Linked DNA regions of Homo sapiens: region 1 is linked to region 2. A link is an interaction called in ENCODE POLR2A ChIA-PET data of the cell type or tissue named here. Cell type or tissue: IMR-90. All regions are shown on one strand. Each heading gives the region's core, and the rest is flanking DNA. Links, peaks and the distances in the headings are about the cores only.

Region 1 (4,412 bases), core at 278-4,277, 250 kb after region 2:
TGGTTTTGCTGCTTCTTGCTCTTGGTGCTGTGTGTGTGTGTGTGTGTGTGTGTGTGTGTGTGTGTGTGTGTGTGTGTGTGTGTGTACCTGGTTAAATTTATAAGCTGAACACTGGATATAAAAATTATATTATTATTAACTTTAGGCCTAGGATAATGATACCTTCTCCTAGAGGCAATCTGTTTCTTCCAGAGAGCTGCGGACATTACGAGTCTACATATCTTAATTCAGGTTTGACCACTTAATCCCAGGTTGAACCACCAACAGGACACAAGGGCAGAAAGCAAGTTCATGAGAGGGCTATAACACACATGGCTCCACCCTCTTCTTTCAGTGTGTAAGCGTAAAATGGGAGGTAATTTACCAGAGATCTCACTTCTGGAGGCCCTGGGCTTGGCTTTTATTTTTGCCACTCTTGAGGGGACCAAAAGTGCAGCTCAGCTTTGAAAACAGTTTCCTCTATGTATACAAATGCCTGCAAGGCACCGCATTGAGTCTTTTCATCCCAGGAAGTATGGTGTGTTTTTCCATTTATTGAAGTCTTCTTTTATAACCTACATTGAGGTTTGTAGTAATTTTAAAATAAAAGTTTTATAAGTTTAAAACTTATTTTATGTTTCTGTTCTTACAAATGGAATCAGTTCCAATTTTCTGATTGATTTCCAGGCTATTACATTTTATATATTTACATATTTTTTCTAAACCAGTGCTTCTCAATCTTCAGTATGTTTTTACTATTAGAAAAAAGTATTAAACAGTTTGATTTAGCAGTGAACTAAGCAAATGATAAAGTTCAATTGTCAATCAATTTGTAGATGACTTAAATGAAAAGCCTAATAATTCAAAATTCCAATTAAAATGTTAATTGATAGTGATGTTATTCAATACCCTAATGTTGGTTTTGCAACATTGATGATGATATTTGATACAGTAGACTAAATAAGTAGATATTTAGGGGTCTATTGATCACAACTCATAAATAACAGATGATCTGTTACTACTTGCTTTTTATATTAAAAAATCTTAGAAACTGAGAATTTTATGCTGATTGACAGGGTCTCACTCCGTCGTCCAGGCTGGAGTGCAGCGGCATGATCACGATTCACTGCAGCCTTGACCTCTCAGGCTCATGTGATCCTACCACCTCAGCCACCCAAGTAGCTTGGGACCACAGGCACATGCACCACCATGCCTGGCTAATTTTTTTATTTTTGTAGAGACAAGGTCTCCCTATGTTGCCCAGGCTGGTCTCAAACTCCTGGGTTCAAGCAATCCTCCTGCCTTGGCCTCCCAAACTGCTGGAATTACAAATGTGAGTCATCATGCCTGGCCCTGTCATACATTTTTAGAAAGCAAATTTATCAGGAAAAAATCATTAAGTACTTCTATTAGGTTATTTTGAAAAAGCAAGCTTAGAAAAACAGTATTAAATATTCTATTATGATCACACACAAGTTAGTATTTTGGCAATACAAAAATTCGTAATCTTAACTGAACAGATGGCAAGTATGTCCAGGGGAAGCCAAAATAAATTTAGGATGTTTTGTCTGCTTGCCACTTTCAGAGAGCTTCAATTTTATTGGCCTGCAAACCTTTATTCTATAGCTTCAATCTAGAAGTCATTTGTGACTTTGGAGTACTCCTTACACCTTAATTCCAAGTAACAAATAAGATCAATTGATTCAAGCCTACAAGTACTTATTCTCCTTTGCTTCTCCAAATTATCCTCAGCTCATTATCAAATTTTAAGACATGGCTCATATTTCAGAGCAGATATAAACTGAGCACAAAAGAAGACCAATAAACAACCTGTAAGTAATGCCCTTTGAATAAAAGTTGTTACTAGTTATTAGATCTCTATTCAGCTGGGCTTTCAAGTCATGGTCAAAGTATTCAATGTTTCATATCCTAAAATTTTTCAGATAACAGGAACAAAATTTCTTTATGCAATGTCATTTTTAAAATGTAACATTTACATAAACATATACGGCTTGTTTGTTTAGAAGCATTCTTGTATGAGTCACCTTATGCAAACCAGATTTGGAAAACATACATAGAAGTCTAAAGAAAGTAAAGCCCAACTAAGAAACAGTATACGTAAATGCGGCAATATATAAATGGAGAGACTGTGAGAAATCCAGCTTTAAGAAACCACAGGCGACTTTCAAAACTTTGCTTGTTTCAGGAAATTTAAGAACATTATGAAGGCTACTGTATAATTTTAAAGTCAAATGACTTCTTTACGTGGAAGAAGTAGGGCATAGTGGAAAGGACCCAAGCTTCGGAGTTAGACTTTTGTTCAATCCCAGCTCAGCCACTTGCTATGTGTACACGAATAAGTTAATTAACCTTTTGAGTCTTGATTTCTGGAATATATACAGAGATAATTTATGTCATGAGCTTATTCTGTAGATTAGAAATACATATGTATGGCAGTATAAAGTTAAAAGAAATGCTTTCCACATGACCCAGCAATCCCACATCACACTAAAATAAAAGCTTATGTTAACACAAACCCTTGTCTACAAAGGTTTATAGCAGCTTTATTCATAATTACCAAAAAACTGCAAATAATTTCAGTGTCTCTCAACTGAGTAAGGGATAAACTGGAACATCCATACAATGGGATATTGCTCACAATAAAAGTAACTAACTTACTGATGGCACACAGCAACACAGATGAATCTCAAATGATTTAAATAAGAAGTCAGACTCAGGGCCAGGTGCAGTGGCTCACACCTATAATCCCAGCACTTTGGAAGGCCAAGGCAGGGAGGACTGCTTGAGCGCAGGAGGTCGAGGCTGCAGTGAGCCATGATTGTACCATTGTACTCTAGCCCACACTGCAGAGCAAGACCCTGTCTCAAAAACAAAAGTCAGGCTCAAAAGACTACAATGTTAAATGATTTTACGAATATGACATTCTGGAAAAGGAAAATGTCTAGGAACGGAAAACAGGTTGCCAAGTACCTGGGGTTGGGAGAAGGACTGACTACAAGGAAGCAAGAGGGAATTTTGGCAGTGATTTAACTGCTCTACAAATTGACTGTGGTAGTGGTGGTCACACAAATACATGATCCGTATCAAAAAAAAAAAAAAAAAAAAAACGGGGGCACAGATAGTTAATATTTTGTTTTGCAGGCCATACAATCTCTGTTTTAACTACTCAACTATGCTGTTTACCATAATTACAAGAGTTAATATGGTAAGAAGATATAACAAACATGCATTTACCTCTAGGAACAGTGCTTCAAAATAAAGAAGCAAAAAAAAAAAAAGACAGAATTGAAAAAGCAAGTAGACAATTCAGGAACTATAATAGAGATTTTCATCTCTCTCAGTATTACAGAATTAGACAGAAAATTAACAAGGCTATAGATACATGAACACCACCACCAACCAACTTAATCTAGCTGATATTTATAGTACACTGTACCCAACAACAGAGGACTCATTATTTTCAAGTGAACATGGAATAAAACATGCCATGCCACAAAACAAGTGGCCTAAAAGACTAAAATCACACAGTGTTCTCCAACTACATGGAATTAGAAATCAATGGAAAGAAATGTGAGAAACTTCCAAATATTAGGATATCACACAACAAACTTATAAATAACCCATGAGTCAAAGAGGAAATTTCAAAGGAAATTAGAAAACATCTCACCAGATGGCATAGTGCTAGCACAATGGTAGACATATAGGTCAATATAACAAAAAAACTCAAAAATACAACCTTACGTTTATGTTTAACTGATTTTAAACAAAGACGCCAAGGCAATTCAATAGGCGAAATGTTAATCTTTTCAACAAATGGTGCTGGGAACAATGAGATCTATATATTAAAAAAAAAAAAACAAACTTAGATCCTTATCTCATACTATACTCAAAATGGATCATACACCTAAATGTAACAGTTAAAACAATAATGCTTTTGAAAGAACTGTGACCTAGTGTTGAGCAAAGAATTCTTAGATAAGATACTAAAAGCAGAGCCCATAAAAGAAAAAGTGGATAAACTGGACTCTGTAAAATTAAAAACCTTTACTCTTGAAAACTCTTCAAAAATTTGTATCATTCAGAAAATAAAAACAGAAGCCACAGACTGGGAGTAAACATTTCCAAATCATTTATCTGACAAAGGGCTCGTATCCAGAATATATAAGGAACTCTTAAAAGACAAATAACCTCAGCTTTAAAATGAGCAAAAGATGTGAATATTTAAACAACAAAGTAAATGGCTAATACACACATAAAAAGATGCTCAACATCATTAGTCATTAGAGACATAAATTAAAACCACAATGCTATCACCTACAGCTAAAGGGATTCTCAAGTAGATCAACTTTAGGAAAGAGTAGAATGGAAGGTGAGAATCAGGAAACTGATTCTCTTAAAATTATCTCTGCTGA
Region 2 (4,412 bases), core at 85-4,084:
GAAGCTGCATCAAAATGACTACATTAAAATCTCCTTGTAAGCCAAAACAATACTTGCAAATTAACCCTGTCATAATATCTTTCTTTGGAAATCACTTGAGTTGAGAAGCCGACATTTAAAAATTATGGAACACACAGTTATGAATATAGAACAGACTATAAATAGTATCAGCTTTGAAAAGGGAAAAGCAAAGAGGCAGCTGTCAATGGACGGAAGGTAGAAGGGGAAAGTGAGATGGAGGGCAAATAAGAGTGTTAATATTCTCATTTTACAAACTGGAGTTGAGATTGAATTGAATACGTTCAAATAGTTTAATGATTAAAACAATAAAGATAAGCAATAGATGAATTAAAATAGTTATCTAAATATCAAAAATGAGGAGGCGAGAGGAAGGAAAGGTGGGTAATAGTGTGTGCTGAATCCTTGCCTATTGTGGCAGAAAGGCAATAGATACACATGGTCTAAAGTTGATAAATCAGCCGTGAGAACCATGTTCAGCACGTGGAGGAGCGGAACAGAGAAGAGGGAATGAGAGGAGATGGGAGATCTGGAAGGCCTTTGCGCTGAAATCATTAGTCTAAGGTGATAGGAGGTCTAGAGAGGATTTTAACTCTTAGTTTGCAAAAGGCATTTCATATACTCTGGAAGTGTTGTTACTCCCATGTTGAGGAACCAAGATATCTAGCAAAGCAAAGTCTTGGTCTTATAGTTGCTAAGTCAGAATGTTTTACATGCTGGTTACCCATGGTTATTATCTGTGGCTCAACAACAACCCAGACTGAGACTGAGCCTATAGCCAGGTAATTTGTGGGGGGAAAATGTCAGGATTTAGACTGTATTAAAAGAAGATAATATACAAAATCCTTGCATTAGTCAGATAGTTGTTAGGTTATATTACATCTATTTTCAGTCAAAGCACTTGAGAAAAATAGGGTAGAAAGAGAAAAAAGTTTGGAAAAGAGACTAAAAAGGTTAAAGGATGTAACGTACAGCAAGTCCTCATTAACTATAGATCCATGTCCTTATTTCTATTCCAAATATACCAAGTAGAGGGATCTCATAGACTTTGTTTCTCTTGAGACAAATATTGGCTTAAGAGACAAATATTGGCTTAGCAATTAGTATAATTGCTGCTTATGTCAATTGGCCCTAACTAAAGCCAACAAAAAAGATCTATTAAAAATTTTAGAGAATACCACAATGCTTTTACACAATTATTTTGCTTTTGCTTTAATATTTTCATATAACATTACAGATGTGGTTGAAGCTCCCTTTGCATCCTCCCCAATTTACTCACTTTAAAAATCTTTCTCAAGCTAACTCATTATTTTAAAATGTTTGTTTTCTGCCCAAATTAATTTTAAGACATATATTGTATTTCTGTCTTTAAACATTAAAAAAATTTGTTTTGTGTGTTTTTAAATAAGTGGAATTATGGCATAAATAACATCTTACAAGTTATTTAAATGTCAGTTTTTCATTACCTTTATTGAGAGATAATTCACATACCATACTATTCACCCAGTGAAAGTATACAATTAAAAATTTTTTAGTATATTCACAGATATGTGCAACCATCACCATGGTCAACTTAAAAAATATGAATATGTGTATATATTGTATACATGTGTGTATATGAATATGTGTATTTGAGTGTGTGTGTGTATATGTATATATATGTGTATATATATGTATATGTGTGTGTATATGTATATATATAATGTGTATATGTATATATATAATGTGTATATATATACACACACACACATACACACACACACACGCATATATATATATATATCGAGAGAGAGAGAGAGACAGACAGACAGATAGGCAAGGTCTTGCTCTGTCATCCTAGCTGGTGCACAGTGGCATGATCTTGGCTCACTGCAGCCTGGACCTTCTGGGCTCAAGTGATCCTCCTACCCCAGCCTCATAAGTAGCTAGGACCACAGGCATACAGCACCACAGCGGGCTAATATTTTTATTTATTTTTTGTAGAGGTGGAGTCTCCCTACGTTGCCCAGGCTGGTCTCCAACTCCTGGGCTCAAGGGATCCTCCCGCCTCTGCCTCCCAAAGTGCTGGGATTACAGGTGTGAGCCACCACACCCAACTGAATATGAATATTTTTATCTAAAAAAGAAAACCCGTGCCCATTAGCTATCACCACCTTATCTCCCCACTTCCTTCCTTTCCTAGTTGGAATAACCGCTAATCTACTTGATGTCTTTTAGATTTCCCTATTATGCACATTTCTTAGGAACTGTGTACTGTAATATGTGGTCTTTTGTGATAGGCTTCTTTCACTCAGCACACATTTGGCATAATTTTTCAAGGTTCATACATGTGGTAGCATGTATCAGTACTTCATTCCTTTTTATGACCAAATAATATTTCATTGTGTAGATATACCACATTTTGTTTATCCATTTGTTCATTGATGGACGTTGGGATTGTTTCCACCTTTGGCTATTATGAATAGTGTTGCTATAAACATTCATGAACAAGTTTTTGTGTAATATGCTTCCATTCTTTTGTATACCAATATCATCTGAAGAACTGCCAGACTGTTTCCAAAGAGGCTGTGCCATTTTACATTCCCATGAGTAATGTATGAGGGTACTGATTTCTCCACGTTTGTCAACACTTGTACTTGTCTGACTTTTTAATTCTAGCTGTCCTTGTGGGTATGAAGCGGTGTCTTGTGGTTCTGATTTGCATTTCCTGATGACTAATAGTGTTAGGCATCTTTTCTGTGCTTATTGGCCATTTTTATATCTACCTTGGAGAAATTTCTATTCAGCTCTTTTGCTCATTTTTAAATTGGTTTATTTGCCTTATTATTAAATTGTAAGTGTTCTTTAAATATTCTGGATACCAGTCTCATTAGATATAGAGGTTGCAAATATTTTCTTCCATTCTATAGACTGTCTTTTCACTTTTGTGATATCCTTTGTAGAACAAAAACTTTTAATTTTGATGAAGTCCAATTTAACTATTTTTTTCTTCTGTCTCATGCTTTGGTGTTATATTTAAGAATTCATCGCATAATCCAAGGAGGTCATGAAAACTTACCCCTGTTTTCTTCTAAGTTTCCTGGTTTTAGCTCTTCTGTGTACATCTTCAATCTACCTTAATTTTTTTATATGGTATGAGGTAAGGGTCCAACTTCATTCTTTTGCATATGGCTATCCAGTTGTCCCAGCACCATTTGTTGAAAAGGCTATTTTTTTTTCTCCTATGGAATGATCTTGTCACCCTTGCCTAAAATCAGTTGGCCATGGATATATGGATTTATTTCTGGACTCTCAATCCTAGCCTATTGATCTATATGTCTATCCTTGTGCCAGTACCATGCTGTCTTGATTATTATTTCTTTGTACTAAAATTTGAAATTAGGACATGTGAGTCTTCCTACTTCTGTTCTTGTTTTTGAGACTGTTTTTGGCCATTCTGGGTTCTTTGCAATTCCTTATGAATTTTAGGATCAGTTTGTCCATTTCTACAAAGAAGTCAGGTGAGATTCTGATAAGTATTGCATCTGTAGATTAATTTGGGAGTATTGCCATCTTAACAATGTTAAGTCTTCAAGTCTGTGAACATAGGATTTTTCCAATTATTTTGATCTTCTTTAATTTTTTTAAACAATTTTTGTAGTTTTCAGGTTATAATCTTTGTACTTCATTAAATTTACTCCTTAGTGTTTTATTATTTTTGATGCAATTATAGATGGAATTATGTTAATTTAATTTTTGGTTGCTCATTGCAAGTATATGGAAAAACAATAGATTTTCATATATTGATCTCTTATCTGCAATCTTGCCAAACTTGTTTATTAGTCTTGATTTCAAAAAATTCCTTAGAATTTTCTATATACAAGATCATGCCATCTGTGATTAGAGGTAGTTTTCCTTCTTCATTCCAATCTAGATGCCTTTTTTTTTCTTACCTAATTTCTCCAGCTAGAACTTACAGTACAATGTTGAAGAGAAGTGATGAGTATGGACATCTGTATTGTTCTTGATCTTAGGGGAAAAACATCAAGTTAATAGTTAAGTAAATATAATTATTGAATCTTAGGACAAAGTTTTTTTTTTTTTTTTTTTTTTTTTTTTGAGACAGAGTCTTGCTCTGTTAGCCAGGCTGGAGTGCAGTGGCACGATCTCGGCTCACTGCAACCTTCCTCTCCCGGGCTCAAGCAATTCTCCTGCCTCAGCCTCCTGAGTAGCTGGGTTTACAGGCATGTGCCACCATGCCCAGCTAATTTTTATATATTTTTTGGCAGAGACAGGGTTTCACCATGTTGGCCAGGCTCGTCTTGAACTCCTGACCTCAGGTAATCCGCCAGCCTTGGCCTCCCAAAGTGCTGGGATTACAGGCATGAGCCACTGCGCCCAACCAAGTTCAAAGA

Evidence for each region. ChIA-PET counts read pairs that join two places held together with the same protein. Peaks named below come from ENCODE experiments on the same cell type or tissue, not always from the same donor. Only the 100,000 strongest peaks of a DNase experiment are listed, where the experiment ranks them.
Region 1: POLR2A ChIA-PET joins it to region 2 with 8 read pairs; 3 of 35 experiments call an interaction of 5 or more read pairs at or near these places.

Annotation. Positions count from the first base shown.
Region 1 is chr7:112,777,859-112,782,270 of GRCh38, forward strand. The region is part of intron 2 of TMEM168 (transmembrane protein 168); the gene reads right to left. Among named protein-coding and RNA genes, the nearest start is that of TMEM168, 10 kb to the right of the region's middle. In IMR-90, for the core only: no CTCF peak of the experiment used is centred there; a DNase peak (open chromatin) is centred at 2,023.
Region 2 is chr7:112,531,138-112,535,549 of GRCh38, forward strand. No RefSeq gene overlaps it. Among named protein-coding and RNA genes, the nearest start is that of LSMEM1, 52 kb to the left of the region's middle. In IMR-90, for the core only: no CTCF peak of the experiment used is centred there; no DNase peak of the experiment used is centred there; H3K27me3 peaks cover 143 bases.